2 separate regions of the Homo sapiens genome follow, and region 1 is linked to region 2. A link is a loop called in an ENCODE intact Hi-C map of the cell type or tissue named here. Cell type or tissue: mammary epithelial cell. All regions are shown on one strand. Each heading gives the region's core, and the rest is flanking DNA. Links, peaks and the distances in the headings are about the cores only.

Region 1 (2,925 bases), core at 329-2,828, 1.2 Mb before region 2:
CACTTCGGTAGGTAGGCAAAGTAAAGTTCCCTACTGTGGTCTCATGGTAATAATATTGTAAAACAATACAAACAAGAAATGGTTCTACCGTTTCTTCAGGTGGAGGTCTGAAATTTGCAGTGCTTTACTCCAGAACCATAACTTGATAAAATGCAGAGCTACTAGAGGAGCAGATCATCTTCCTAAAGTGCCTTGAAATTCAAGTCCTTTTTAATTGCCGAGAATTCATGTCACTTGTGTGACAAAGCTATAAACATGCATAATCATAAAAACACATTTTGACATCCTGAATAAAATCAATGCCATGTTATTGTTAATTTTTTAACAAACAGATGAGTTTTATTAATAATTTTAACAGTTCAGCCTATGTCTTAATCAATGTTTTCCTCCTAAAAAATTATTTTGCAAAACACATTGGAACATTTTCAACGGACGCTAGTAGAAATATGTCTCACATCATTCTGAAAGCTCAAATAGTATTTGTAAATTTCTTTTGTTTATCATCTACATCTTTTATACAATATCACACAAACATTTTAAAGTCAAGGCCTATGGCACGTACATCTTATGCATATACTCAAGCAGAAACATGAGAGACATCAAACTGGCCGGAGATTCACTTTGCTTGGTATTACATTAGTCTTTTGATAGTATTTCATTTTAACAAGGTAATGCAAACTTTTTGCATCCAGTTTATTGAAAGTTTTTCTTTAAACATGCTTTCTTTCCCACCAAAACCCAACAGCTCTGAGGTGAAGTTAAGGAAAACTGCCACTGCCAGACACCGCTCTCAGCAGCTGCAGAGCTGCCGAATTCTTCATAAATGCTGTGCTTTCTTTCATCACATGTTCTTCATCTTCCCTTTTCTTTCTCTTTCCAGACACTGAAATTTCTTCCAAAAGATATTTTCCGTCTTTGCCAAGCTTTCCATGTGTTAGAGAATAATTCCTTGAACCCTGGGGACTGGTTTTAAGCTTTAAAAATTTGCTAAGTAGTTTCTTTTTTATTTGTTCCCTCTTTTAAACAACTCGATACGGGCATCAATTTGTCTCCTTCCTCTCTCACTCTCGCTTTGTGATGTTCCATATGTGAAAACATTCATTAAGCACTGTAATTTTTTAGCTTCTGTTCTGTAATCCTCAAGTCCCACTTTTTCCAAGATTTCTGAAAATTATCTTATTTCATTCATGCATAAATCTTCACAGAATATGCTGAAAGCAATACAGAGAGCAGATGCTATTTGCTCAAGAAAAATGCAACATTTTGGTGAAATGTAATGCAACTTCCTTTGAAACCTTAAAAACAAATTTTTTTATTTCCCAATATATCCACTAGATGGCAGGGTAGACCTCCATTTTTGTGTCTACGAAAATGTGCTCTTTATGGCAAAGGATTACTTTTGTGTAGAGCATATTGTATTGCTCCGTTTGTTTTCATATTCTAGTCTTCTGATGCTCTCTAAAGTTATTACAAACAAGGACAACAAATGTGATCACCTATTGAGTATATGCTGTAACCAGACACCTTGCTAAGAATTGCCTTATGGTTATAGGCACATATACATTATTAAATAAATTATATTAGGACAAGTAATATATTTATTATATAAGAATGATGATAAGGCCAAGGAGAAATAAAATAATATTTCATAAAATGTTTCCATTTTATGAAATTGACAAAGCAATTTTAACTTTGACAGAAGATTCAGAAATGGCTACAAGCACTTTGATTGCTGTTTCTACTTAAAGGTAAAAGAATGTGCCAAACCAATATGTGGAGAGGGTAATGCTATTTCTGGGTCACATTAGCATTCAGCAGAACTTTGTATTCTCTTCATATGCAAAATGGTTACTTGGATTTTTAGAAATATGGCTTTTTAACAAGTTCGGTACTGCAAAATGTAATGCCTTGATTATATCTGTAAGTGATGGGAAGATGAACAATAGTTTGACTTTTCTGATAAATGGTGCTTAAATATTTTTTGAAGTTTCCAAAGCTGAAAACAGTTTATTATTTTTTAAAATAAAGTCCTGCCAGTGTTTCTTAGCATGTAATTCTAGACACTAAACCATACAAATACATGCCACTCCCCAATAGAGAGTAATTTACTAATTTCATTTAAATCTTAGCTCTAGTAGATTTAAAAGTGTGCCCTACGTAGTTCTGGGGATTCCACAGGCGGCCATGTGGGGTCTCCATAGGCAGTGGGAAGAAGGTCCAGGCTAAGCACTCTCTCCTTTCAGCAGGAGCATGAAGATATTCATCTCTTTCATATATATACTGCGTAACCCCTGTCATTTAAATAAAGAGTTCAGCTGGAGAAAGCACTTCTGCTGTGATTACACATAGGTCAAATGAAAGTTATTCAGTAAAGATTGAGTAAAGATTACTCACTCTAGAGTAAGGATTCTATTTTTGCCAGTGGGAAAGAAAAAAGACAGATTAATTTGGTAAAAATAAAATCAAATTTTTCTGCCAAAAAATTAAAACTCAATAGCAGTCATCATATAAAAAAGCAAACATTTAACTGGATTTGTTATGTTAACCAGTTGTTTTGTTGTCACAGCATGTGGCTATCAAATATCCTCATGACAAAGAAAACTAAGGAAAGCAAGAGATATAAGAAGCAGTCAAAAAATATACACTTATGATTGATAATGGGCCTGGTTCTGTAATAGGAGATTCAGAAGATGACTAACTTATACAAATACACCTGCTCATAGAGATGTATCGACATCCACCTATTCCATGTAATGAAAAAGACAACAGGTAAGTACTGGGGGCTGCAGGACATTGTCTTGAAGTTGACAGCTCCTTAATCCACATCTTTTAGGTTTTAAGTGTTTCTACTGTGCTTCTTTTACATAGTTCAGCTCAAGGGATGAGACAAATCAAGTCACTGCCATTATATTAAACAGAATGAGG
Region 2 (2,925 bases), core at 298-2,797:
TTAACACTACACAACAGCTTTTCATATGTCTTAATGACTCACATTAAATAATAAAATTTAAAAACTCCAACTCTAACTTTAAAAAAAATTTGTGTTCTAACAACAATCTCCCCAAATTACTTCTTGGGTAGATGTTTCGGATGGTTGTTGGAGATGCTGCATTTTTTTAAGCCTGTAGAGAATTACCAAAAGCCTGACTCAAGTATCAGAAAAAGTTTAAACTAAGAAAACAAAAAGCAACAATTATTAAATCTGTTTTTATGTTTACCCTGAGATACTTCTACCAATAATTTCCCACAAACTACCAGGGAGATACTTCTTTCTCAGACACAATGGTTTTTTTCCCAACTAAATGCATTTCTGAACTTAAACGCATGAAAAGTTAATAAACGGAAGGAAAAGCAAATTCAGAGCTGTCATTTTAAAATTATATTCTTAAAGGGTTTAAGGGTATCATTTGTGGAACACAAAGAGATTTCCTTCTCAACAACATTCCAGGACATCACTCTTTCCTGCCTACCAGCAGACAAGATTATACTTGTCTGGTATGTCAGTAAAGTATTTACACAAAGACAGTTTTTCAGAATCTTCTCATTGTGAACACAAAACAGGAAATACAGTAATACCATCAGTATATGTTAAACACTGTTTAGTATAAACTGTATTTTTTCCTTAATGAGTACTAGCTTAACCTCCAGGAGGAAGAGGTGAAAATAAGCACATCTAAAAACACATTATCACTAGTTGTTTGCAGCCAGCCAAAGAAAAGGTTAAGGAAGAAAAACTCAATAAAACTTTCCAAACTACATTTTAGTTAGTGTTATACTATAGCCTCTAATAAAAACTCATTTTTCTCAAGTTCATAGGGGAAAATAAAGGTATTCCATAAAAGTTAATATTTTTGAATAAAAAATAGCCTAATTAATAACAGGCAATTTAACAGAAATACTGCTTCTGAGGCAGAAAAAACAAATTTCTATGTAAAGTGGCCATCCATCAAAAACACCAAATAATAAAGCATTTCATGATCTAAAAAAATTAATTCCTTTTATTTAAATTTATTAAAAAAAACTGTTTACCTTCCGTGGCTAAACAGTAATACAATTCTATCAGCTTACCAACTGAAGAGCTTTGAAATGTATTTACAAACTGATTATATAAAGTACAGCTTGTGTCCTAAGCAGAAAAACACAGAGAAAATTTTAATTTCCCATAAGATAGTTGAATGAACTATGGTTTGACTGCCCTCTGCTGATGTGAAATTTTTACAACTATAAAAACTGATATGATAAAACTGTGATATTATGATTTTAAAATAACTGTTTCTACTCAGATCCTGGTTTCATTATTGACTTCCTGTGAAAACTAAAGAGATTTAAATATTTAGCTTCTGTGTCTTATGTTTATTTATTTTTAGAGACAAGAGTCTCACCCTGTCACCCAGGCTACAGAGCAGTGGCAAGATCACGGATCACCATAGGCCTCAACCTCTAGGATCTAGCTAGCAATCCTCCTGCCTCAACCTCCTGAGTAGCCAGGGCTACAGCTGATTTTTCAATTTTTGTAGAGACAAGGTCTCCCAAAGTTTCCCAGGCTGGTTTCAAACTCCTAGCCTTAAGTGATCCTCCTGCCCCAGGCTCCCAAAATGTTGGGATTACAGGTGTGGGCCACTGCACTTGGCCATGTAGTCTTATTTTTAATTAACGGGCAAAATTCATGAAACAACTATTATCTGACGGCTATCAAAAATATGATTTGATCTCTGTATTAGTTCCTTCTCATGCTGCTAATAAAGACATACCCAAGGCTACTGGGTAGTTTATAAAGGAAAAAAGTTTAATTGACTCATAGTTTGGCATGGCTGGGGAGGCCTCAGGAAACTTACAATCATTGTGGAAAAGTAAGCAAACACATCCTTCTTCACATGGTGGCAGGAAGGAGAAGAATGAGAGCAAAAGGGGAAAAGCCCCTTATAAAACCTTCATATCTCATGAGAACTCACTGACTATCATGAGAACAGCACGGAGGTAAGCACCCCCATGATTCAATTACCTCCCACCAGGTCTCTCCCATGACATGTGGGGATTATGGGAACTATAATTTGAGATGAGATTTTGGTGGGGACACAGCCAAACTGTATCAATCTCTCTGACCTCAAGATACTTACATGTTATTAGAAAGACAGGAAAAACCTGGAACACATGAACTATTAGAGAACATCAAGAACTAAGCTAGGTGGTACAGAAGACAAGTAAGCTAGAGAAAAAAGATTTGTAGAGCCAATTTAGTAAAAACTAAACAAAACCTCAAAAATAAAAAATTCATGGAAAAGGCTGTTAAGACAGGCAGTCAAGGAAAAGTAATGAGCATGGTTTTAGATGAAAGAGGAGGAGACAAAATAAGCAAAAGCCTGGAGAAAATAATGAATGTATAATAGTACGTGCATATCACATGACTACCAGAAGACATAATTGCCAAGATAAAAGGTAAATGTTCAGTGAAAACAGAAAATACTATAATGGTAAGATGCTGCATGGGGTATGGGCAACTTTTGCAAAGTGAAAAAGCCAGAATGAAGAGCTGGACTTGATGAGGCAAACAAGGAGTCCCTGTATGTTCCTTAACAGTATATCACTCCTTTAGGAAGAATACTATAAAACAGAATGAATATGAAATGGTGGAGAAAGAGACTGAAGGCAGAGAAACGAGTCAAGAGGCAATGGCAGTAATAAAGGAAATAACTCAACCAGAAGAGTAATGGTAATAGAGCAGAAAAAAGAAATTGAGATAAAATAATTGAGATTTCAAATTTTGAATTATAAAACAAAACCGGAGGCTGGACTGGATTCAGATTTTTGTTTAAATATTTGCCATATTAAGGTGATTATTAAATTCCACTGAAATAAAAGAGTACTAGACTCAGAG

What was found. Peaks named below come from ENCODE experiments on the same cell type or tissue, not always from the same donor. Only the 100,000 strongest peaks of a DNase experiment are listed, where the experiment ranks them.
Region 1: a loop joins it to region 2, with 11 times the contacts of the local background. A loop is called at or near these places in 2 of 110 quality-filtered maps.

Annotation. Positions count from the first base shown.
Region 1 is chr4:124,320,845-124,323,769 of GRCh38, reverse strand. No RefSeq gene overlaps it. Among named protein-coding and RNA genes, the nearest start is that of LINC02516, 240 kb to the left of the region's middle. In mammary epithelial cell, for the core only: a CTCF peak has its summit at 1,345 (motif pointing right); no DNase peak of the experiment used is centred there.
Region 2 is chr4:123,125,696-123,128,620 of GRCh38, reverse strand. All of the region lies in intron 14 of AFG2A (AAA ATPase AFG2A), which reads right to left. Among named protein-coding and RNA genes, the nearest start is that of AFG2A, 200 kb to the right of the region's middle. In mammary epithelial cell, for the core only: a CTCF peak has its summit at 1,244 (motif pointing left); a DNase peak (open chromatin) is centred at 550; H3K27ac peaks cover 999 bases.